2 separate regions of the Homo sapiens genome follow, and region 1 is linked to region 2. The links are chromatin loops, found by intact Hi-C in ENCODE. Cell type or tissue: endothelial cell of umbilical vein. All regions are shown on one strand. Links, peaks and the distances in the headings refer to the core of each region. The heading gives the core; the rest is flanking DNA.

Evidence for each region. A loop is a pair of places that touch in the nucleus more often than their neighbours do. Peaks named below come from ENCODE experiments on the same cell type or tissue, not always from the same donor. Only the 100,000 strongest peaks of a DNase experiment are listed, where the experiment ranks them.
Region 1: it touches region 2 in a loop (5-fold over the local background); 1 of 110 quality-filtered maps calls a loop at or near these places.

The regions. Positions count from the first base shown.
Region 1 is chr5:163,701,504-163,714,695 of GRCh38, forward strand. LOC102724458 (a long non-coding RNA gene) reads left to right here and starts at 7,663. Exons shown (of 6, transcript XR_941167.3): 1 at 7,663-7,738; 2 at 9,409-9,527; 3 at 12,079-12,134. In endothelial cell of umbilical vein, for the core only: no CTCF peak of the experiment used is centred there; DNase peaks (open chromatin) are centred at 4,658 and 5,078; H3K27ac peaks cover 2,500 bases.
Region 2 is chr5:163,961,799-163,974,990 of GRCh38, forward strand. No RefSeq gene overlaps it. Among named protein-coding and RNA genes, the nearest start is that of LINC03000, 330 kb to the right of the region's middle. In endothelial cell of umbilical vein, for the core only: no CTCF peak of the experiment used is centred there; no DNase peak of the experiment used is centred there; H3K27ac peaks cover 812 bases.

The sequences.
Region 1 (13,192 bases), core at 3,862-6,361, 260 kb before region 2:
ATCCTCTTTACTGTTTACTCACCACCCCTTGGTTGCACCTATTCCAAGTTCTATGATTTGAACTTACTTTTTTGTGGGCCTTTGACACTGATTGTCTGCGCTCTCTCCTGCTTCCCGTTCATTCATGGAAACTTGAAGCTTCTGTCAATGTATGCCTGACAAGTCTAGGCAGAAGTGATCTCTCCACTGCATTCGTGACTCTGTTTGACATTCATTTGGCACTCAATTACGTATTGCCTTTTGATACCAATAAATTAGCTAAATAAGAACCATTTAATGTTGAATAAGTAGTGTATTGTTTTCAGACACAACTGTATTGTAAAGGTTCCATAAAAATAGACATCGCTTAAAATAATCATATGAATGAAATAACTAATTTTCATTAAAAAACCGGTGTATCAATTTCATCTATTCCTCATATGAATTTGTGTTAACATAGCTGGAAAATGTAGTCCAAAAGGAAAAATAAAAATCAACATAATTCCAGAGTCCAAAGATAACTATTCTTAAATTTTAAATAGATTGAGGACAGAGACTATTTTTTATAAACCTGAAATGTGTAACAAGGTTCTAGTCACGTAAGGAACACTCAGGGTACATTAAAAAATTTTATTTCAATAGTTTTGGGGTGCAGTTGTTTTTTTTGTTACATGGAAGAATTATATAGTGGTGAATTCTGAGATTCTAGTGCACCTATAACTCCAGTAGTGTACATTGTACCTAATGTGTAGTTTTTTTTAAAAATCTCTACCCTCCCCTTTCCTTCACCCTTCTGAGTCTCTAAAGTCCATTTTACCACTCTATGCCTTTGTATCCTCATAGGTTAACTCCAACTTATAGGTGAGAACACATGGTTTTTGGTTTTCCATTCTTGAGTTACTTCACTTAGTATAATAGCCTCCAACTCCATCTAAGTTGCTGCAAAAGACATTATTTTGTTCTCAAGATACATACATTGAATAATCCAGCATGTTCCACAAAACATAGTTGATTAAACATAATTGATTAAGCTTACAAGAGAGCTGAATCATATTTTCTTGACTTGACTGTTGACTTTCGCTCCTTCTTTTCTTTTTACACAGCTGACTGTCCAATATGACTTCTGTCCAATATGACTTCTGCCCAATGATGTCAGAGACTGTTGTTATGTAGAACTTCTACTCATAGGAAAAATCACACTTCCCTTGGCCAACACTTTACTTTTTGTTTTAAGAAACCAGAAAGGCTATGTTCTAATGTTTTCTTAAGTAAAACTTCCAGGCCCTAACAAGTTGCATTTTTAGAAAAATCTTACTCAACTTAACTCCCCGTGGTTCTGTAATGTCATCTATAGAAAAATATCTTGAAATAGCTGTGTCTCTTTGTGTCTGAAAGATTGCTCTTTCCTTGGTCCATGAAGATTTATAATTATGTTGATTTAAAAAAACCCTCCAGCTTTGACCATATTTCCCTCTCCCGTTGAATTCTTGATCTTTTATGATGAAAAGATACATGCTTTTTTCTGGATCCTTCTCTTTCTTTTTTTCTCACCCTTTCATCAAAACGGGATGTTTTGCCAATAGCTTTACTGGTAGTACTATAAAAAGTCATGGCTGAGAGCCTAAGATTTTGGAGTTTCAAGTCCTTACTTCATCACTGTTTAGCACTGTGATCCTGGGCGAGTTACTTAACTGCCTCAGTTTTCACATATGGACAATTGCAACAATAATATTAACTACCTCACAGAAATATTCTGATGTTTATAAAAGACATTATATGATAAGAGGCTTAGCATACTGCCTGATTGGTGCCTCAACATAAGAAGAGCTGTCTTTCCCCCAAAATATCATCCTCCAGAAGATGGGGTGGCTTTTACTACAAAGTTATTATGGAATCTCTCATAAGAGATGTGCTGTACAATAGCACATAAAACCACAGAAACCCTAATGACCTCAGTGAATGCGAGTTTTCCATACCTAAAGCGATCATCTGCCATGATAGGTTTAGAAAAGAAGCCTCCCAAATTAAGAAATAATTAGTAAATGTTCCTGGAGATTTCACATTATGACTTCAAGTATTGCATGTCACTGTGAACAAAATCTTTAAAGAGTCTTTAAAAAGGAAAATTCTGTGTGTTTGGGTTGTGGAGATTAGGTATCTACTTCTATAGGATGAAGAGAAAATGCCTCAATGTAATGCTGATGAGTACTTGAGGCAGGAGGTGATATTGCTACCAGTCGCATCATGCACAATTTCAAACAACTTAGATGGAAGAGAATATAATGAGTGCTAGAAGACTGTTAGACATCTCAAAATATGCATCCAGAGATGATAATGACATGATGATGAAGACGCATGTGAAGAATTCCAAGAAAGTTATTCCAAGTATTGTGAGGATAGTAAGGAGTAATATATCTAAACTATGTCTAAATTAATGTACTTCATACAATATGTGATTTTAAATACACTTGCATATAGAAATGTACAAAAAATAAACCTTAGAGGAAAATATTTAACTTTTTGTCTCTAAGTTGAAGTTAATATACTGAAGTTGGCTAAAAAACATTTCGGGAATCTTCATATTGAGAAAATGGAGGACTCATATTCTGGGCCACCGTCTGTTCTAGCATATATGGTAAAGAGTACTAAAAGATTAGCCCCAATCATAGCAGCAACATTTCAAAAAAGATCAAGTCTCTTTAAAAAGTAATCAGTCTGATATTTTGAACTGGAATATGCATATCTTTTGTCATGGGGATTCCTTTTTTTTAAAAATTCAACATTATCTCATTCTATTGATCTTTGAAGCTATCAAATTATGCTTCCTCGATTACCATTTTTCTCCTATTTCAGCCCACCACCTTTGCACACATTCCCTAACCACACACATATTTTTTCATGCTATAAAAATAAATCACTCTATAACTTTTATGTTGGTATATTTCATGGTAGAGTATTATTCATAACATTCCTGTTTAGTGTATTCTATGTGCCAGTCACTGTTTTAAGAACCTTATGATCATCCTGTTTAATCCTCACAACCACTTTCTCGGATGGACACTACTCTTATCCCATTTGAAACAAGAATAACTGAGGCACAAAGAAGTAAAGCAATTTTCTCTAGGTCACATAGCCTATAAGCAGTACAGCCGGTGTTTGAATTTAGAGTCTGACTTCAAAATCTCAGGCCTTAACCACAATCCTATACCCCTCCACTGGCTAGGCAGTCTTGTTTATGTTTATTTAATAAGAAGACAACTTTTTAATTACAAAAATTGCACATGTTAAATGTTAAAAAGCCATAGTAAAATTGCTAAATTTTTAAAACCTCAAACAATGGTAAAACACAAGTTGAGAATGAAAACCCCTCCTCCACTTACCAATTTTCATAGAGATGACTATTATTAAAAGTTTGTGTTTAGCCAGGGGTGATGGTATACATCTACAGTCCCAGCTACTCAGGAGGCTCAGGAAGATCACTTGAGCTCAGGAGTTTGAAACCAGCCTGGGCAACATAGAGAGATCCTGTCTTAAGTTTAAAAAAGTTTGTTGAATATTATTTCTAATTATGTAGATATAGATATAAAATATATATTAATAACATCACAGTGAACATATTCTGTAACTCATGACTGATTCATTTATATGTCATGCATGTCTTTCCATGAAAGGATGTGTGGTTCTGCCTTAATTTATTGGTTCCATAGTATGGATGTAGCATCATTTCTGTAGTCATTCCACAATTCATGGCCATTTAGATTACATTCATGGGAATATAGGAAACTATATGAAAATGAATATCCTAGACTTTATCATGTCTGTGAATGTCAATTCCATTTTTCTCAAGTTCAGGCTTAATCTTGATATTGCTCTTGATGCCCTCTTTTTCTCTAATACCCACATAAAATCCATCAGCATATTCCACTGATTCTATTTTTAAATATATGCAGACATTGGTCATTTTGGTCATTTCTAATCACCTCTTCTCACTGTCATCCAATCCATTACCCCTCATCTGAACTATTGTCATTACCTTGTAACTTGTTTTTCTACTTGCCAATAGCAGCCAAGAATGATCTTTTTAAAACTCAATCAGATAAAAATCGCTCTACTCAAAGACTCTCCATCTAAGTCACTAACAGTCAAAGTGTATGCCATGGTCTTTAAGACCCTCCCTGAGCCAGCATCCTACTACTTTTCCCAACCTTGACTTCTACCGCATTCCCGTGTATTCACATTACACCAGCCACATTAAAATATCTGCTATTTCTTAAATATCATAAGCACAATTTCTCCTTAAGATCTTTGCATTTGTTGTTCCCACTGCCTACAATCCTTTGAACCATTCTTCCCCCATATTTGCTTGACTGACTTCTTCATTTCTCTTTTAGGTCTCTGTTCAAATGCTATCACATCTTATTTGTTGAATGAGTGTTGAGTGAATGAAATATTTACGCAATTGAATAAATATTTCTGGAGAATAAGTTTCTAAAAGTGAAACTGCTTACTTGTTTTTCTTTTCAAACCCTTCGTTATTCCAGTCCTCCATCTTATATCCTTGCCTATTTTATTTTAGTATTCTCATGCCCCTCTTCAAAATGCTTCTGTGTTCCTGTCTGCTGTTTCTACTGTGGAAGGCTGGCTGGCTCTTTGTCTCTCCTGGGAGCTCTGGAAGAGAAGGAGACACTAGGCAGCTGGTCTGAGTCTCGTGGGCCACTTTGCAAGGCTGTGATTTCAAGAGTGACCTTGGGGTGTGACTGAGTTGTCATTAAACAATTTAATAGATGAAATAATCCCCTCTTCGTACTTCAGCCACACTTATTTCTTTCCAAATATCTGGCACCATGTTGTAAACACTCAACACTGTAAAGAAAAGATGTTTTTTTAAAAAAATCTGTCTTATCATATTGGTTTAAAATAAAGAGGATGTATATTGAAATTAGAACAAATCAGAGAAATCCTGGGGTTTTAGTCATGAAATAAAACTTTTGTCCATATGTATCTTTAAAATATTGTGGCATTTTTGTTCACCCTTACCACATTCCATTTGAGAAAATCATATGATTACTGTTAATGACAAAGCAATTTATGATTTCCTGGATAACTAGGATAAGAATGAGTAATTAGGATAAAAAAAGATGGAATTTTTGAGCTAGGAGAACTCATTTGTTTATTCCCCTAATTTTCTACAAAAAAGGAAACAGATTACTGTAGAGGTTGGGTGACTCGTTCAAGGTCACACAGCTAGTTAATGGTACAGGTCGGTCCTCTGACTCCAAAAATAGTGCTCAGTAGCATCCATGGAACAGTGTCTGTGAACCAAATCTTTTGCTAAGTGAAGTTCTACCTGATAGATAATTCCTGTTCCTTCCAATTGTCCTGATACCCTGCAGTTTAGTTAGATTACGTGATTTGGCCTCATATTTCTTCTGGAGCTAGCTGGATAAGGATCACCCTATTAGGGGGCTTAATTTTGTGCTAATGATCCTTCTTTCTGTCTGAAGTCTTCAGGTTACAGTTTTTTCAAAGAAACTCTGTGCTGCTTGTCCTTTTTTGCTTGCTGCATGACGTGCACATCAGTGCCTCCTGCAGCCTTCCACTTGTTAATTGTCTCTCCTTCCTAATGAAGCCTGTATCAGCTCCAGTGCTAATTGAACTTCGTCCTTCATTCAGACTGTGTTATTAAACAAATAGTCACAGTGTTTGGTCTCACTTTAATAGGAGCATTGATGTTTGCTTAACATCAAAAACTTATTAGTAATCCATTGAAAAGGCAATTAATGGAGGACATGTAGGTAAGGAAATTGAACTAGTCTGCACCACAGGACAAAGAATGGCAAAGACGTTCTGGTTTTCTAAGGTTTAACTGTCTGTATCCTGGTAGTTGCAAATTGATTGTTAGATTCTTGACTCTTACCCAAATCAATGAATTTATCATTTATGTAAAGTAGCACCTATGTGTCTAATATCAAAGCGAAGGACAAGCTGGCTTATCCGTCTCTGAAGTTTTCAATCATTCTCCCTCTCTCTTTATGACATTTTCCCCAAGCTTTTTAGCAGGACTTGTCTTTGTGGTTACAGAAAACATGAACAGGTGAAAAGAAGGTAATGCATCACTTGCAGTCTTCCCACCTATAGCTAACCACTGATAAGCTTTGGTGTGTATTCTTTGTTCTTTGGTGCTGCATTCTAACACACACATAGAGAGGCACAAAATTGGATTAGATAGCATATTGACCTGTTGTTTATTTTTTAATTGGTCATATATTCTAAGCATCTGTCCTGGACAATAAATAGAGACCTATGTCATCATAGTCAATGGCTTTGATATAATCTCTTGGTTAGATAGGCTGTAATTCATTTCATCATGTTGTTAGAGGTTTAGAAACAAGTGTTTCTTACTTAATTGTTTACAGAGCCTTAAGTTAACTTCATTATTTGCATGAGTAATAGTAATACTAGAAAATAGTAATACTAGAAAAAGAAAATTGCTAGACTACTCTGTTATAAAATAATTCTCCTCTGTTTTGTGAGAACATGCAATGTTTGGTACTATCAGGGTACAAGTTTATAGGCTACGTAACAACTTTTCTGAGTATCAAATTTTCCTTACTTGCAATTTCACCAAAAAATTATTGAGAAATAACAGGTTGATCAAGAACTATTTTTAAGATAATGGCTTAAGGTGTGGATTTTTCTCTACCTGTATACTCATGAGGATAAATGATACCTGGGTACAAAGGAGAAACAAACTCAAAATATGAATCTAATGGCATCTGGCAGTGGAGTAAAGCAGAGCAGATCAAATTCTCTTTACAATCCACATTACATAGATATGAAAGGAGAAGAAACAATAACGGGTCACTCCATTTGTTCCACGGACCTGGGATATAATGTGAAACTTCCATCTGTGTTAATGAGTCATGCATGGCTGGCTCCCCAGGCAATATTTAGTAAATGAATAGTGTTATTGCCTGGCAGGGACCCTTTTAGAAAGTGCTGTTGTTGCGCGAACCTAAATATATATATATATATACATATATATATATATGTATATATTCCGGTTTAGCTAGGATTATGATGCATAAAATGTTGGTAATAGGTTTAAAAGATTAACATAGACCAGCTTTCCATGAGATTGTTCTTTATATAAAAAAGTTAAATGCTCTTTCTAATGTCATCATGAAAGTCAGGCTGGAGGATTATCGATTTTTTGGAGGCTTTTACTAGATAGCTTGATAATTGACTCTCTCAAGTTTTAACACTTGGTCCTGGGTTTGCTGTTTACCTTGCTGAAGCAATTTGGTGTAATTAATTTTTATAGCTGTGTTTGCTTTTAGGGTTTATACTTTGGTGGAAAGCTATCTCCAGTCAAAACCTCATAGAATTACTTTTTTCTTTGAATTAAAACATACAATTGTTTAAAATAAGAGTCTCATCTATAAAATTAAATAGAGAGTAAAATGTAAAATCTTTTAACATCTTTGCAACTACATCAGATAGACATGTCTGTGGATAAGGACTGAAAAGAAACAAAACTGGACGCAGTTAATGTGTTAGGTATTAGAATTGATCCATATTTTTAGTAAAGAATAAGTAAAAATAAGGGAAAAAGAGGCATGAGGTGAGTTGTCGTTGTTGTTGTTTGGCTGGTAACGTCAGTTTTGTCAGTTTGATTCGGTTGGGGCCGCAACTATAGCTTGGCTGCGGGCAGGGCCAGCCTCACAGGTTGCTGAGTTCCAGTAGGGTCTGGTCCCAGGTCTGATGAATCTCCACGTTTCCTCCTTGGCACTGGCCAACGTCTCTTCTAGGTCATCGGTGGTTTTCTCCAACTTTGCCACAGACCTTTCGACAAACTCTGCTCTGGTCTCAGCCTCCTTCAGTTTCTCCTCCAGCAGTTTCATCTCCTTTTCATATTTCTCTTCTTTGGTGGAATACTCCTCCTCTGAGGCCATCAGGGACTTGACGGTCTGGTCCATGGTTTGAAGTTTCTCCTCCAACTGTCTGGCTTGGCTCTCGGCCACCTTAGCTCAAAATTTTGTTAAAATTTTTTTCTTAAATATTTTTAAATTGATTTTTAATGTGATACAAGATGATTGCACAAAGTTAGAAATACAAAGTAAAAAGAGGAAAACAAGGAAAATTGATAATTCCTCCATTCAGATTCATCATGGTGTTAAATTGTTTTATTTCATTCATTCCAGTCTTTTTTTTTCCTTCAGTATGGGTACATGTTTATATATATTTTTGCTAGTATAATAGAATAATGTGATAAACCTTTGTGTATACACATTTTGTGTACAGTTCTGACTATTTCTTTAGGATCAACTTAAACCCTAAGTTTTAATACTCTGAAGGCTTAGAGTTACCTTGGGGCTTTGGGCTGGAGAGAGGGATTGGTGGTACTGAAGCTGTTGATTACAGGAGAAAAAGAACCGTGCTCTTGAAGTATTCCCTTCACCCCCACTTATAGTAATCCCTCCTGGCGTTGCAGAGATAGCATGGAATTGTTTCTGGCTAGATTATGATTCTGAGGACTCCGGGTTGATTTTTACAGTATGTAAGAAGAAAAAGTTAGAAAAGGTTTTTATGCATGTAAGTCACTCCTAAAAAGTTGTGTAGAAAAATGAAAGCTTATTTGAGATTATTATGTGCTATAAATATTCTGATCTATAAGTTCAATTTTTTTTTCCATTGGGGAAAATACAAATCAGAGTATCTTGAGTATTCTTTCTTTAAAAGAGAACATGGGTTCAATAATGGAGACTCACAAATGGAGGAATAAGAGAAATATGAAGTTTTGCTTTTGCAAACATACTGAAGTGGAAAATAGAAAAGCTGAAATCAACAATAACAACAACAAAAACGCCACATCCATTTGGACTAAAATACATGTATATATAACACAACTTTCCAAGCATAAAACGAAAACTCTCACCAAGGGAATGAAAAAAATACCTTTTGAAAAACTGCTGAAATAGGCCTATTGTTGAAATAGTTTTATTTCCCCTTTAGAAGGTCTATTTACTACAATTCTGGGAGTGAGAGGGATGATTTTGAATAAAGAATAGAGCCATTTAAGATGTTGTGCAGAGTACCAGAATTTATGAAGACTGGTTTGAATTAAAACTAAATGTCACCAGCAAGTAGGAGCCAACAGAAATGTACGTTTCATTTATTGTATTGGGAGCTAAGGAGGGCAGCAGGGATGAGCTTACATTTAACAGGACTCTCTTTTATATGGCACTAATTTTTATGTGGAGAACTTAGACCTTACAAAAGCATGTGTTTCTCTCAAATCTTCTTAGCTGTTCAGATTAATTCATTAATTGACAAGAGTTGACATCATACCTCCTACTTGGGTATAGTACAAGAGGAAAAAAATTAAAATATTTAATGCATTTATTCATTCAGCAAATTTGTATTCAGCAGCTGCTCTTTGCTGGGTGTCATTCCTGTCACTGTGAGGACACTGGCAAACCAAAGAGATTGGTCCTTGTCTTTGGGACTCCTAGAGTTGAGGACAGATAATGCATAGGAAGAATCAGGTGAGTTATCTTTCAACAATTAAAATGGAATGATTGGGGGATGCTGGGGGAACACTTCAGGTTGGGTGGTCAGGGAAGGCCACTGTGTCACACCTGAGAGCTCTCCAAGATGATTCCAGAAGTCCACCCCTTTCTCTTTTCAATTTATTGTATCTGTCTTTCCTCCTTCTGTGGCCTTTACCTTCTTGTAAAGCACTTACTATTATTATTTGCTTTGACGGAGGAACTGTAAAACTGAAATAAAGATGCAGTTAAAAAAAAAGAGCCTGAAATGCATTTTTTATAAATCAGAAGCTCAGGTGCACCATCCTTTTTTCAACTCCAAGAAAATCATAAATTATTTTATTAGAGGGAATTACCACAGCTCTAGATCTTAATGATTGCTGAACAGGAGGTTTTTTTCTTTTCTAAACATCAAGTTAGCTGCCAGTTTTAATTTTCTTTTGGAATTTACACATTAAAAACATTGTTTTAGCTGTTCAACAAAACTGTCTCTTATATCCAAGGGATGGTGCCAGAGTATGAAATGTGCATCTTGGTTTGATTTCTTCCCCTCCAGCCTGATTCACGAGTAAAAGCCAGCCTTGCATTTTATGACTGGAGGGCTAGTATTCAATACTAATAACTATGGAAAAAAAACAAATTCCAATTTTACTCTTTAATATCTTCATGCCCAGAAGTTTTCTATTCAGGCGTCTGAGAGTGGGTCGACCACATTTCCGGTATCTTTACTTGATGGTGCTGTGAGGTTCTTTCGCATAGATGATTAATGCAATAATTCTTGCACTTGGGATTTCAAAGACCAGTACAATGGCAAAAAAAAATTAACGCATATTTATTCAGTGTTTGTTATACGTCAGACACTGGTCTAGGGTATGGAGAAATGGCAGTGAACAACAACAAAAAGAAACTGGCAAAAATGATTGCCCTCTTGTAGAGTATATTCAAATAAGGGGGGGAGAAAGTAAATGTATAAACAAGTAATGCCTCATGGTGATAAGTACTCAGAAGAAAGATTGCAGAGAAGAGATAAAGGGATAAGCAAGGTGGAAGTGAGTCCTGCAATTTTAGACAGGAAAAAGACAAGCTTGGGAAGTTCTTCCTGAGTTGGTCACTTGTAAGGATAGATGGGAAGGGGGCTAGGCAGCAAGCCAATGTGAATGTCTAGGGAAGTTAGGAACTTCCCTAGTGCAAAGGCCCTGAGGCAAATGCTTGCCTAATTCCATCTAGGGCCAGTAGGGAGGCCAGTGTGGCTAGAGGGTGGGAAGAGGAAGGAAGAGTTGTAGGAGATGAGCTCAGAGATGAAGGGTGAGATCATGTAGGTTCTTATCAGCCCTTAGAAAGACTCTTTGGGTTTTGGTCAGAGTGAAGTGGAAAATCATTTCAGGATTGTGAGCACTAGAATGTCATGATTTGATTTTCTACAAATACACTAAAAGAGAGGAAAGGAAGAAGTAGAGAGACCAATTGGAGACTATTTCAGTAATCCAGGCAAGAGGAGATGGTGGGTTGGATCAGACTAGTAGCAGTAAAGGTGGTGAGAAGTCTGATTTTGGATACATTTTGAAGATAAACCAACACATTTTACTGCCAGTTTGGATGAGGGATGTAAGATAAACAGAATGGTTAACAATGAGTCCAAGGTTTTAGGCTGGAGCAAATGGAAGGATAGAGTTGCTATTTACAGAGAACAAGAGGATTGGGGGCTCTTTTAGGGGAAAGATCAGGAGCTTGATTTTGGACATACTCAATTTGAGGTGCTCATTATTACCAAAATGGAGACGATAAGCAGGATGCTGGGAATGAGTGGTCGAGATTGGAGGTATACATTTGGGAGCAGTCAGCACTAGTGTGCATGCTCTGCACTGATATGCACACTGGCTTCTACGTTGTTCTGTCTGTGACTTGCATAAAAATAGTCTTTGTGGCACCTTCAAATTGTAATCCAGTTCCAAGCCAGGTATCTCAGATTGTATCTCTGGCTTAATTCTGGATTGGGGGTGATTTGATTTATTTTTGTCAATATTCATTTTCCCCTCTGTTCAGTCACAACCATGCAGCTACTTATTATTCCTATTTCTTGAGGGGTGTGGGTAAAGGGTCTGATATTGATTTATAAGCCACAGCAAATTCAGCCCCTTTTGATACTCCTCTGAAAGGAGGCTCTCTTTGAGAAAGTTTTTGTTACCTTTCCAGTTAATCCATCTTAGAGTTGATTATAATTTTAAGCTTCATGATGCAATAATCTATAACATTTATATAGTGCCATTATCTCTTTCCAAGTACTTTATGAACATTTGTTAATTGCTTGCCGTATTACCCCACGAGGCAGGTAAAGTCCCATTTGCATTCATTGTAAGAGTTTCCTGACAGTGGGGATTTGAGCCGTGAAGTGACTGCCCATCAAACACCTGGCCAGTTAGGGATAGAGGGATCAATCAGCAAGTAATGATGATGGCTTCATCTTCATTAATTAATATTATTTTAGTACCTCCAGCATTCCCTCATAAAAGTCAGAACCCCAAATGAAAATGGTGTTTTCTTTCCCTAGAGACTGTAACGGATGCGATCAACTTGAACAGATGGGAGATATTAAGCACCAAGAGGGTGAATGAGGAGGTGGGCCCAAACTGCCTTCAACATTCTCATTATGAAAACAGAGAATTGTTACCCCAGAGGACTTTAAAGCAGTACTTAGTAACCTGGTAGAGTGAGAGTAGAAGCATTTGGCTGACTGGCTAAATACAAAACTTCATTTTTGCTTATAGTGTTAGAGATTTCAGGCAAAAAATGTTTTCTTTCATTTATTAAAATTCACTCATTGACTGATTTGTTGATACCTCCTATATGATAGGCACTTTATAGGCTCAAAGGCAGATAGCAATATATAAAAAAGACTAACATCTCTGCCTTCATGGAAATTTCTAGAGCGGGAATAATGATAATTAACATTTCAGTACTTACTATGTGCCAGACACTTTCTATCACTGCATTTAACAAATCATTTGATTACAACAAGAGTCTTATCATTATCAATATTTTACAGAGAAGAAAACTGAGATATAGAGAGAATAAATTACTTGCTCAAATGCATAGTTAATACATTATGGGGCTTTAGTCCAAAGATAACCACTATGCTTTAGTTTAGTTTTATTTTCTGCATGAAGTATTGTAGTTGAAGGAGATGATTAGTTTGAAGAATCCACCTTAGCTACATACAATGATAAATTTCAACATACTGATCTTAAATTCTTAGGAGCCAAAATGCATGCATGCAGAATTATGTCACAGGTCAAAGGAAAAAATTGGTCTTACATTGTTTTTCTCCAAGTTTTTGCCTTGAGCAAGTACAACTTGAGTATTCCATTCTCACATCTTCTCTTTCCTGTTCATCTATATTTAATGAAGATTGCTGGCTCTTTCAGATAAGTTTTATGTCTAGGATATTTGGAAATGATAATTCAGGGCTGGCCTTGAGCAAAATGGTAAAGTATGTTGAGTTAGGAATCTTAGATGCTCTCAGTTTCTCACCATTTTCCCACCCTCTTTTTACTCACTCACTTATACAACACCTTTTCTGTTCCTTTGTACAAATGAAATGAATAAAAATAGCTTAAATTTAACTCTCTCCCCAGTCAATTACTTTACTTTTATAGATTTTATAG
Region 2 (13,192 bases), core at 5,588-8,087:
GATGGCCAGTGATGATGAGCATTTTTTCATGTGTCTGTTGGTTACATAAATGTCTTCTTTTGACAAGTGTCTGTTCATATCCTTTGTCCATTTTTTGATGGGGTTGTTTGTTTTTTTCTTGCAGATTTGTTTAAGTTCCTTGTAGATTCTAGATATTAGCCCTTTGTCAGATGGATAGATTGCAAAAATTTTCTCCCATTCTGTAGGTTGCCTGTTCACTCTGATAGTTCCCTTTGCTGTGCAGAAGCTCTTTACTTTCATTAGATCCCATTTGTCAATTTTGGCCTTTGTTGCCATTGCTTTTGGTATTTTGGTCATGAATTCTTTGCCCATGCCTATGTCCTGAATGGTATTGCCTAGGTTTTCTTCTAGGGTTTTTATGGTTTTAGGTCTTACATTGAAGTCTTTAATCCATCTTGAGTTAATTTTTGTGTAAGGTGTAAGGAAGGGGTCCAGTTTCAGTTTTCTGCATATGGCTCGCCAGTTTTCCCAACAAGATTTATTAAATAGGGAATCCATTCCCCATTTTTTGTTTTTGTCAGGTTTGTCAAAGATCAGATGGTTGTATATGTGTGGTGTTATTTCTGGGGCCTCTGTTATGTTCTATTGGTCTATATATCTGTTTTAATACTTTATTTGGGAAGGAAGTATGCACATATAATTTAAATTTCAATGCAAATCAAAATATAGTCAGTGTTGAATGAAAGTTGCATGCATACATACCATAAAAATTTAGATAATCGAGTTAGACAAAGGAGTAAGAGCACATGAATAAATTGGAAAGTGACGTTCAACTGTGCTTAATGTGTAGAGTTAGATAAGTTACTTCTCTTTCCTGAGCTTCGCTTTGTCCGTTTTTGAAACTGAATCGTTACAATACATGCCTCATAGTTTAGTTTTTGCCCTCATCCATCTCCCAGAAATCCCTTTATAAGGATAAGGCCCATGTCAGCCTCTGTTAAACACTGTTTCCACATTATAGGCACTTGATAAATATATGTGGACTGAATGAATGAAATGATTTTTGTGAATTTGATGTCTTCATAATGAGAATGAAAATTCTGATACAGTCAAGGCATTCTAAGCACAATTGGTAGATAATAAGAAGAATAGCTCTGTGTATTGAAAAGCTCATATTATTAGCATCACCAAATTCTGACACCATCTGTGGAAGGCTTGAAGAAAGGGTGACCCTTCTCAATGCAGAAGAGAGGAGTGAACAGGCAGAAAGAATGGTGTGAGCAAAGTTCCTAAGGGAATGTTGACATCTTGTTCTTGCATCAATATGTAGAAGAATTTGACTGAGAGGATTTATCCCTTGTAGCAGTGGGAGTTAAAGTTAGACAGGTCTGTAGGGTAGACTTGTCACATCTCCAATTCTAGGAAAGAATATTGGAATCTATTTAGTGTCTAGTAAGGATGCGTTAAAGGATTTCAAGGAGGAGGTGGTATATCCTAAGCATTAGGAAGATTAATTTAATAATAATATAGTGAAGTTCTCAGAGGTAAGACAACCAGCTAGGATATTATTAAAATAACATTTTATTACTTTAATGTAGCTAAGTCTGTCTACTATTAAATATATGAGGAATCTTGATATTTTGCCAATACTAGTTGCTTTTTTAAAAACCATCTTTATTCTACATAATTATCCTTCCAAAGACTGAGGTACATATAATGAAAAGTACTTCAGGCAAAGCTTGATATTGGTTTACCCTAGAGGGTAAGGAGGGTTATACGTAACCCCTGGCATCCTCTTATTTATTTTAATTGCAACCAAGACATTCAGGGCATTTCCATCAAACTATATTAATGACCATCATAGCTATGGTTACCTGGAAGCAAGAGATACGCCCAGGGAAACTTATTACTTTATAAAAAGTTCATCTCATAGTGTCTTCCAGACACAGTTAAACATTTAGGGTCTTGGCAATGTCTCCAGAGTTTAGCAGGGGTATAGTAAATGGACTTAGAAAATGCAAAATTGCTTCATTTCAGATGGTTGCCATAAGTCATCCGTTACATGCTTACTGCACCCATACAACACCTCATTTTTGTATATTTTCTTAGGGATTGCCTCTTTTCCACATAAAAATAAGGAAGAGATTGGTTTGGGAAAGTGATAACAGATGATCAAGCCAGGTAGTACGTGTGAGAAGCGTGCAGAAACCAGGAACTCTCGTACATACAAATGTTTTCTTAGGCTTGCCTACTTAGAGGGCGGGGTCAACGAACTCTAGGCAGAAACTTCTATTTGTTGTTTCTAAAGACCTTGTTGGCTTTCTTTGTGAATATCTATTTGTACCTAAAATATTCAGTTGGCTCATTTTTCTAAACCCACAAAATTGCGTAAGCCATCTGTGGTATGTTGCCGAGAAACCGCTAGACTGATTATTGGATACTTTCATGGAAATTGTTTAGGCACCGGGTCAGTTGCCCCACATACTGTGAAGAATATGAGGGAAGTTGTTAAAAATATGAACAAAAACCTTAGAAATATAGCAACAAAAACCTATAAATATAGAAAGGCTATATTTATATCACTGACTGCTTGTATACTTGCTAGTTTTTCTCTACTTCCATATTTGCAAGTAGAGAAAAAAGTTTAGATTCTAGCACTTCTTTCATTTCCACCAGCATGTGTATGCAAAAAAGATGTCTGATATATCTCTATTTTCTCAAAGTATATATTTGCCTTGATTTTTTTATTTCACATTGATTATCCAAAAATAGTGTTAGGATTCTATAATTTTAACTAATCTTAATTCATTTTCTACAAAGGAAAACAATTAGCATATAGTAAATCCATATTTTAATATGTATTTTCCCCACATGAGAAAATTCCTATGAATCTAGTTTACAGACTATAGTGAGTTCTTTTGTGAGATGGGGAAACAAAGTTATTTTCTGTCTATTTTAAAGGCCTTCCAGGAAGCCAGCTGCACAGGGCTCAGGTTTCAGGAAGGCTGTGAGGATTCCTGGAAAGCACATTTTTGGCTTGGTAGAGTGATAACTCTTGCACAGGACTTAAATCTTGTCTGCAATAGGTGATATGTGACTTAAGAGCCTTAAGGAAGGTGATTTGTCACAGAATGTCAAACGCAACTCTTCAAAGGGACAAGCAGGTGAAGTGGAAAGAAATCATATCATGTGCCATTCTTTGTTCAGAAGGATGCGAAATGAGCAGTTGTTTTGAAACGGAGTTGTGCTGTTAGAACTGGATTTGCCACTTACTTGCAGTCCTGCAGAAACATGACACAATGGTGATATTTTTATTCCCTGGAAAAAGAATAATGAGAAAGCTTTTTTTTTTTTTTCAGGGATGGTGTTTTAGGGAACTTGATTTTGCCAATGCTGCTATTTTTGCTTCTATCTTCATAAAAGATATCATGGTGGCAGATAAGTAGAGAAAGTGTCACAGTTTGTATCTTATTGCATATTATATTTATCTTTAAGGTGGTTTAGCAACTTTTTATATCTTAAGAAAAAATTAAGATTAAAGGAATAATGGACTTCATTTTCTTCTATCAATTCATATTCATAGTTACTCATGGGTGTTTTTATATATATATATATATATTTTTTTTTATACTTTAAGTTTTAGGGTACATGTGCACATTGACAAACCTGAGAAAAACAAGCAATGGGGAAAGGATTCCCTATTTAATAAATGGTGCTGGGAAAACTGGCTAGCCATATGTAGAAAGCTGAAACTGGATCCCTTCCTTACACCTTATACAAAAATCAATTCAAGATGGATTAAAGACTTAAACGTTAGACCTAAAACCATAAAAACCCTAGAAGAAAACCTAGGCCTTACCATTCAGGACATAGGCATGGGCAAGGACTTCTTGTCCAAAACACCAAAAGCAATAGCAACAAAAGACAAAATTGACAAATGGGATCTAATTAAACTAAAGAGCTTCTGCACAGCAAAAGAAACTACCGTCAGAGTGAACAGGCAACCTACAAAATGGGTGTTTCTATATTGATAGCTGCATAATAGTAATTTATTTTACCTGTCTCATTAAGAGTGTAAAAGAACAAGAGTCTGTAATGTATAAATATCTTTGGATAACTCAATTCAGCATTACATTTGTTGATGGAGTAAATGGATGTTCAAATCATATAGTTTAGTTGAGAAGATGTGGAGTTCTTATTGATTACTATATCTTTTTTACTGTCATCTTGGGAATACCAGGAGTTCTGCCAGTAGAGGTACATTCATTTGACTTATTCAACGTTTTCTCAGGTGGTTTCTTAAGATGCAATTAAAGCAATAATAAGCACCAGAACATTTCCTTTAAGGTGAGAGGGGCAGAGGCCGTGCAATGGCATTGACTACAAATTGGATGGTAGGTGAAAGCTGTCATGATATGTCATAATTTTGCCAGTATTCCTCACCACACTTGGAATTGTATAATAATCAAGATAATCAATAATGCAATTAATATATAATACATATTATATGTATTTAATATATAATTACATGTTTATTATATGTAATAATATGCATAATTACATGTTATATGTATTTGATATATATAATATATATGTACATTTTAGCAGTACCTACATTTTAAACATATTTTACTTTATGGATACATTTTTGGAGCTCCTCCTCTAGTTCTTTTTTATTGTTATATGTAAGGGATGCAACGTGATGTTTTTATTTGCAGATACATAGTGAAATGATTACTGTAATCAAGCCAATTCATGTAATTGTCTTCTCACAGAGTTATCTTTTTTGCATATAGTAAGTGCGCCTAAAACCTACTTTCTTAGAAAATTTTCAATATACAGTATAATATTATTAACTATATTCCTCGTGTTGTTCTTTAGATCTCTAGATGTATTTGTCCTACAAAATTGCAACTTCCTCCTTTATTTTTATTTTATTTTATTATGAGACAAAGTCTCACTCTGTTGCCCAGGCTGGAATGCATTGGTGTCCTCTTAGCTCACTTCAGACTTGACCTCCAGGGCTCAATCGATCCTCTGGCCTCAGCCTCCCAGGTAGCTGGAACTGCAGGCAAATGTCACCACACCTGGCTTTCTTTTTTTTTTTTTTTTTTTTGTATTTTTGTAGAGACGAGGCTTTGCCATGTTGCCTGGGCTGGTCTTGAACTCCTGTTCTCAAGTGATTTGCCCACCTCAGCTCCCAAAGTGCTGAAATTGCAGGTGTGAGCCACTGCAACTGGCTAACTTCCTCTTTTAATTCTTAATGGTTTGGCAATGGCCTCTAGTATTTTACTTATAAAAAGAACAAATTATTTGATTACATGGGATGTTACGAGAAATATAATTTTCAATACAAAGACACACATTGTTTGCTAAGGGACGCCATACTATGAAGATAAAAAATTAAGCTGTGATTAAAAGAAGCAACATGTGACATAAAGAAATGATTTTTTTTTCTTTTTGCCTGATTTGGGGATTAAGGAAAGAAGAGTAAGGTTCAAAATATAGAGAGGAGAATAAAGTCATTTGTTTTTCACTAAATATTTGTTTAAACAAAAAAGCAATTTAAAGAAAGTGGAAACATAAAATCATTAAGATTATCTCTTTAAAGTGAATGTTCAGCCAAGTGAAAGGATGAAATGTAGAGTTGGGCATAGATTTTCTAGGATCCTGGGCCAAGCGTTGAGGCTATAAATCATGCAAGTAGCCACATAGCTAAGCAGCATGAAGCCCAGGTATGTTTACAAAGGAACATTCACACCAGGCCCTGGCAACTTGAACCTAATTTCTACTGAGCCCCAAATGACTGATGAAAGATGATTGCTGGAAGGTATTATTTCTTTATCTTTAAAAAATGACATATTGTGCAGCAGTGTAAGACATTCAAAAGCAGCTATGGGTATGCTCCCAGATCTTACTATACTTTCCAAACTACCTGAAGCTGAGTGCTCAGGCCTGGTTTATCAGTTGCCCAAGCAGATTGGCCCAGAAGGGCACAAGTCTGATTATGACTAATATAATCTTTGTTTTAAGGGGCTGTGAAAATTGACAAACAATATGGTGTAATGGTCGTTATTGCAATTTGACTTTATGATTCCCTATTTTTTTCCCTTGCTCTTGAAAAAACCTGAAACCTAGTTCTGTGTGTGTGTGTGTGTGTGTGTGTGTGTGTGTATGTGTGTGTGGTTTGTGTGTTTTAATGCGTTCTAAACTGCCCAAGCTCTTCCTATGTTCCAAGTTTTTCCCTTTCTTTTCTTTCCTCTACTTTCTCCTACTTTTCTTTTTTTCCTTCACCTCCTCATCCTCCTTCTCCCCTACTCACTCTCTTTCTTTCTCTTTTTTTCTTTCTTTCTATTCTTTTTGAGAGAAGAGGAAAAGCAGAAAGGAAAGATACTTTTTCAAGGTAAAGATGGTTAAATAAATATTGCATGGGACACTCACAAAATAAAATTGATTAACTTTAAAACTGTAACAATTTATCAGGAAAGTAGAAAGTTTTGTTTCTCTTGGCATGAAAATTATTTGCTTTTCTAATCTTTCAATTTAATAACAAATCTCCATCTTGAGCAACATCTTACTGCCCTCACCCTCCTTATGTTCTTAGATTGCATGTTGAAGAAGATAGTCACATAGTACATCAATTTTATAAATATTTTACACAAGAATAATTACACATAATCATGAAATAAGCTTGTTTTGTTATTCTTGCAGAAGAGAACAGGTTCTGGTAGACTCTTAAAAATATGTAAGTTGAGCAGAATTGCAGGGCATTTGTTTTTAGGGATATGTAAATGCTAAAAATGGAAATGAGACATATGTATTCATAAACATTATCAGTGTTTATAATATTGGCTAGCAAAGACTGTATCAAATTCTTGATTGCGTTCATAAAGATATCAGAGGAAAAAGAAAATCACCTTGTATTTGAGTTTTATGTTTATGATGATCAGGATTCTTAATCATCATGTAAGTTATGGAATAATTTAAAATTCTCTTTTGTCTGGGCTCTTATTTATATTTATAAGTATAGCCTTCCTTTTCCTGTTTCCCTGTCAAAGTAACTTACTGTCTCATTGTAATGTAGCAAACGGAACTGCCTTGGAGACAAGTCAGTTTCCCTAATAAGGTATTAAGCAACACAACATAATACATTTTGCAAATTCTTCCAACTGTCAAAACTCCTGTAATGCATATAAAATAAGAAATACACAGCAATTGTGTTATTAATTATGAAGAATAAAATTGCAATTGCTGAAACATAAAATACTTTCACGTCTTCAGGAAAAATGTCTCAGGATGAAATGATGATAAATTTCAATTAGAGAATAAATCTCACACTATAAATGTGGTTGTTCTAAAATGGAAATATACATAGCATAACTGCTACTTTATTTAATACAGCCATATGTTTGAGTATTTCCCTAGTCATCTACTGGATAACTGATTTCAGGAGGGTGCTGTTGGTAATAAGGTTGTTGGAACACTGTAGATTTTCTACCCCAGGGCAAAGTTCGGAAATACATTTCTTGATTGTCCATCCAATTGAATTTAATAGTTTTGATAACCATTGAGTTGAGAGTCACTATGACTTTGAAGTAAATCACAGGGGTTAGTGTTAATTCCCGAAGTTCTCCCTTTTCCCTCTGTGTTGATCACTGTCTGGAAAGCTCATATTCAAGTGTGTTATTCTTCTTGGACTGCCCTAACAAAATACCATAGTCCTGGTGGTTTTCCACTGGAATTTTTATTTTCTCACAGCTCTGGAGGCTGGAAAGTCTGAGATCAAAGCCCAGAGGGGTTCAGTTTCTGCTGAGGGCTCTCCTCCTGGCTTGCAGATGGCCACTTTGTCACTGCATTCTCATTTGATGGGGAGAGAGAGAGAGTGATTTCATTCTCTCTCTCTCTTCCTCTTCTTATATGGCTATAGTCCTATCAGATCAGAGTCCCATACTTATGATCTCTTTTAACTTTAGTTTCCTCCTAAAGACCCTATCTCCAGCTATAGTCACATTGGGGGTTAGGACTTCAACATATGAATTTTAGGAGGACATTTTAGTCTGTAGCATCAGGAATGAATTGTTTGGCTTCTGTTCTATTTCTATTTATATATTTATGTATTTGTTTATAGGGGAGGTATTGGAACATTCAGTAAATAACAAGACCAGCATCAAGTGAAATACAAATCATTTCTTATATATTAAACAAAAATGTTGTCAGCATCCTTCAAATTCTATTGCGTGAGTTCATTTATAATAAGCAGGATTTCTCAACCTTGGTGCTATTAAAAGTTGGGGTAAGTAAGATATTTTTATGGTGGTAGCTGTGCATTGTTTGAAAGCATCCCTGGTCTATACCCACTAGATGCCAGTAGAACCATGCAATTGGGTTAACCAAAAATGTCTCCAGATACTGCCAGATGTCACTGGGGAGGCAAAATTGCCCCCATCTGAGAACCACTATTTTAAAGAAAAGTATCAAAAAATTTAAATTTTGAGGAATTATGTCAAGCAATTACGTTCTTTATATTTTTATAACTAAATTAATTCCTATCAAACATAGGATTAATTAGAGACATTGAGATCGAAGAAACAAAACGTGACCTTTGTTCAGAAATTCTCATGCCTAAAGCCCTGCAATGGCAACTTATGTCACATAAAATAAAATCCACGCCATTTCAGTGTTGTCTGTTAAGTACAAATATTTTTATGATCTGGCTTCTGTTGACAGATCTCACCTCACCCTCCACCATTCACTCCTTGCTCACTCCAGCCACTATCTTTTCTATCTGGTTCATGAACAACTCAAGCTTTTCCCTGCCTTAGGGTCTTTGCACAAGCTGTTCTTTCTTCTCAGACCGTTCTTTTTTTTATGTTGGGGAATTTTTTTTTATTATACTTTAAGTTTTAGGGTACACGTGCACAACGTGCAGGTTTGTTACATATGTATACATGTGCCATGTTGGTGTGCTGCACCCATTAACTCGTCATTTAACATTAGGTATATCTCCAAATGCTATCCCTCCCCGCTCTCCCCACTCGACAACAGGCCCTGGTGTGTGATGTTCCCCTTCCTGTATCCATGTGTTCTCACTGTTCAATTCCCACCTATGACTGAGAACATGCGGTGTTTGGTTTTTTGTCCTTGCGATAGTTTGCTGAGAATGATGGTTTCCAGCTTCATCCATGTCCCTACAAAGGACATGAACTCATCATTTTTTATGGCTGCATAGTATTCCATGATGTATATGCGCCATATTTTCTTAATCCAGTCTATCATTGTTGGACATTTGGCTTGGTTCCAAGTCTTTGCTATTGTGAATAGTGCCACAGTAAACATATGTGTGCATGTGTCTTTATAGCAGCATGATTTATAATCCTTTGGGTTTATACCCAGTAATGGGATTGCTGGGTCAAACGGTATTTCTAGTTCCAGATCCCTGGGGAATTGCCACACTGACTTCCACAATGGTTGAACTAGTTTACAGTCCCACCAACCGTGTAAAAGTTTTCCTATTTCTCTACATCCTCTCCAGCACCTGTTGTTTCCTGAGTTTTTAATGATCACCATTCTAACTGGTGTGAGATGGTATCTCATTGTGGTTTTGATTTGCATTTCTCTGATGGCCAGTGACCACTGCTCAGTGAAATAAAAGAGGATACAAACAAATGGAAGAACATTCCATGCTCATGGGTAGGAAGAATCAATATCATGAAAATGGCCATACTGCCCAAGGTAATTTATAGATTCAAGGCTATCCCCATCAAGCTACCAATGACTTTCTTCACAGAATTGGAAAAAACTACTTTAAAGTTCATATGGAACCAAAAAAGAGCCCACATTGCCAAGTCAATCCTAAGCCAAAAGAACAAAGCTGAAGGCATCATGCTACCTGACTTCAAACTATACTACAAGGCTACAGTAACCAAAACAGCATGGTACTGGTACCAAAACAGAGATATAGACCAACAGAGGCCTCGGAAATAATGCCGCATATCTACAACCATCTGATCTTTGACAAACCTGACAAAAACAAGCAACGGGGAAAGGATTCCCTATTTAATAAATGGTGCTGGGAAAACTGGCTAGCCATATGTAGAAAGTTGAAACTGGATCACTTCCTTACACCTTATACAAAAATTAATTCAAGATGGATTAAAGACTTAAATGTTAGACCTAAAACCATAGAAACCCTAGAAGAAAACCTAGGCAATACCATTTAGGACATAGGCATGGGAAAGGACTTCATGCCTAAAACACCAAAAGCATGGCAACAAAGGCCAAAATTGACAAATGGGATCTAATTCAACTAAAGAGCTTCTGCAGGGCAAAAGAAACTACCATCAGAGTGAACAGGCAACCTACAGAGTGGGAGAAAATTTTTGCAACCTACTCATCTGACAAAGGGCTAATATCCAGAATCTACAATGAACTCCAACAAATTTACAAGAAAAAAACAACCCCATCAACAAGTGGGTGAAGGATATGAACAGACACTTCTCAAAGGAAGACATTTATGCAGCCAAAAGACACATGAAAAAATGCTCTTCTCAGACTTTTCTTTACCCAGTTTTTGTACAACCTCCTCGTCATTCAGGTTATAGCTCAAATTTTGCCTCATTTGAAAAGACTTTTTGACCACCCTATTTAGATGGCAAATTCCAACTCACAGCACCTACTATCTCATCCATTGCTCGATTGTTCCTTGCAGCATTAACACTATCTGAAACTATACTGTTTATTTGTTTATTATTTTTCCAATCTTCCCCCTTCCCATAAATCTGTACTTCTCTAGAATATAATCTAAATGAGGGCAGGAGTCTCATCTGTCATGCTCACTGTGTTATCCCCAGGACCCAGAACATTCCTGACCTGGACTGATGGTTCCTGCATATTTGTTGATAGGGAATTATTTGAAAAAAAGGCATTTTAGATATGCTTTTAAGGTTTATTATTGCTAAATTCAGTTGCCTTCCTTCTCTTTGAATGCTACCGCTTCCTACCTCAGGCCTTGCTAGGAAGATGAGCAGGCAGAGTACCTCCAAAAATAAAGTGTTGGAAACATATTTGTATCCCTTCATCTCAAGCTAGTTATTGAAACCTATGAGAGATACATAAAACACACAATTACTATTCTTTTTCAAAAAAACACATACTTATAGTGCCTTTGCAAATGTGTCATCAGAGATTTCAGACTTAAGTGAATAATGATTTTAGCCATTTCCTATTCTTATTTCTTAATATATAAACATTTTAAGAGACAGTACATCTCCCAACTTGAAAGTGCATTACTGATACCAAAAATACTTGCAGAGTAATAGATAAAAAGTCCACATAATTATATTTTATTTGACAGTCCTGAGGTTTTTCTCAATGACTGCACAAAAGTGTTAAATAGAAATGGCCTAGGGTTAGGCATTGAATCAATATGCACCAGTAAGTTTGCAAAATCAATTTTTTTTTTTTTTTGCTCCTCAGACACAGGAAAATTGATGTAACCGATGCTGTGTAACTCCTATTAATTGCCCACAGTGACAGAAACTTTATCAATTACTTATTGACTTCTTTGAGACCATGGGAGAATGGCAGTAGCTTCAAGGTTAAGTGTGTAATATAGAAGCCTTCCCTAGGCGAATGAAGATGTAAGTAGAAACCAATCAGATTTTATCAAACTAAATAGCTTTAGGTATGTATACCTCTACATTTGGGTTCACATATACATATTCGTCCCCCATTCATGTCTTGCCTCAGAAATTAGGTGTCTCAGAGGTGTCTATTTGTTAGGGTTTATGACAGAATCCCTGCTAATAATAGTTGTTAACATTTAAACCCACTTTATGCTAATCAAAAAACACAGGGATGAATGCAATCACTGTCTTCAGATAATATCAGAGAGGAAACATTACTGGACTGTGCTCTGCCTGCACATTCTGCAAGCAACAGAAAACCTATAAAATAGAGGCTTAATCACTTGAGATTGGGTTTACAGGTATAGTGTCCAGAGTTGATGCATTTGCTACATGGTGTCATAAGAAATCTGTTGACCTTTCTACTTTGACATCCTTAGTCACACCCAGTATGACTGATGCTCCTCCAGCCATTGTGTCTACATTCTAGACAAGGAATAAAAGGGAGAAGGTGAAAGAGCAAAGGGCCAAAATGGAAAGCCACGTGACTCTGCCCCTACTGAGAGCTTTCTTGGAAACCCTACTCAGGAGCTGCTTCTTCCTTCCCCCTGACTAAAATTAACCTATGGGAAGTTGAATATTAATCGGGAACATTAATGTTCCAAATGGATTGAGGTTTATATCTAAGTCCAAAGCAGAGAATGGATATCGAGAAGGCATTTGCTATTGAAACCTAGACAAACTCAGGTAAAGTAACCCAGAATCACATGGCAAACGAAAGGCTGACCCAGGCTTTGGGCTAGGTCTGTCTAACTGCAGAGCAGTACTCTCTTGACTCTACTCAACGATCAGAAAATTAAGGAGTATTGATTTTGTTGCTGAACTGCTCTGTGAGTTGACAATGAAGTTGCATGACAAAAAATATAAGAACCATAACATTCAAGCAGACTTCGAGAAAAACAAATTCACTTTATTTATTACCGATAAGGATAGAAAAAATGTGCTTAACACAACAGGCAAAAAATTAGAAATGCAATTTGTGAATTTGACACAGAAACTTGTTTTGCTATAGGTACTCATTTTTTTCACTGTAACGTGCACAGGTATGAGAAGTGTAATTATATATATATATATATATATATATATATATATATATATATATTCTTTTCCTGTCTTTAAAAGGACATACTTTTTTCGTGGTGATAGTAATTAAAATCCATCCTTTAAAAAAATTTCAGGTATACAATATAGTATTATTAACTGTAATCACCATGCTGTACATTAGATCTCCAGAACTTATTCATCCTGCATAACTGGAAAATTATACCCTTTGGCCAATATTTCCCCATTTTGTCCAATCCCCCAGCTCTTGGCAACCACCATTCTATTTTCTACTTCTATGAGTTAGACTTTTTTAGTTCCACATATAAATGAGATCATATAGTATTTTTCTTTCTGTGTCTGGCTTATTTTTTCTTAGCATTATGTCTTCCAGGTTCTCCTATGTAGTCACGACTGGCAGAATTTCCTTCTTTTCTATGGTATGACTGAATAATAGTCTTTTATATGGATATAGATGAATAAATATCCCATTTTCTTTATCCATT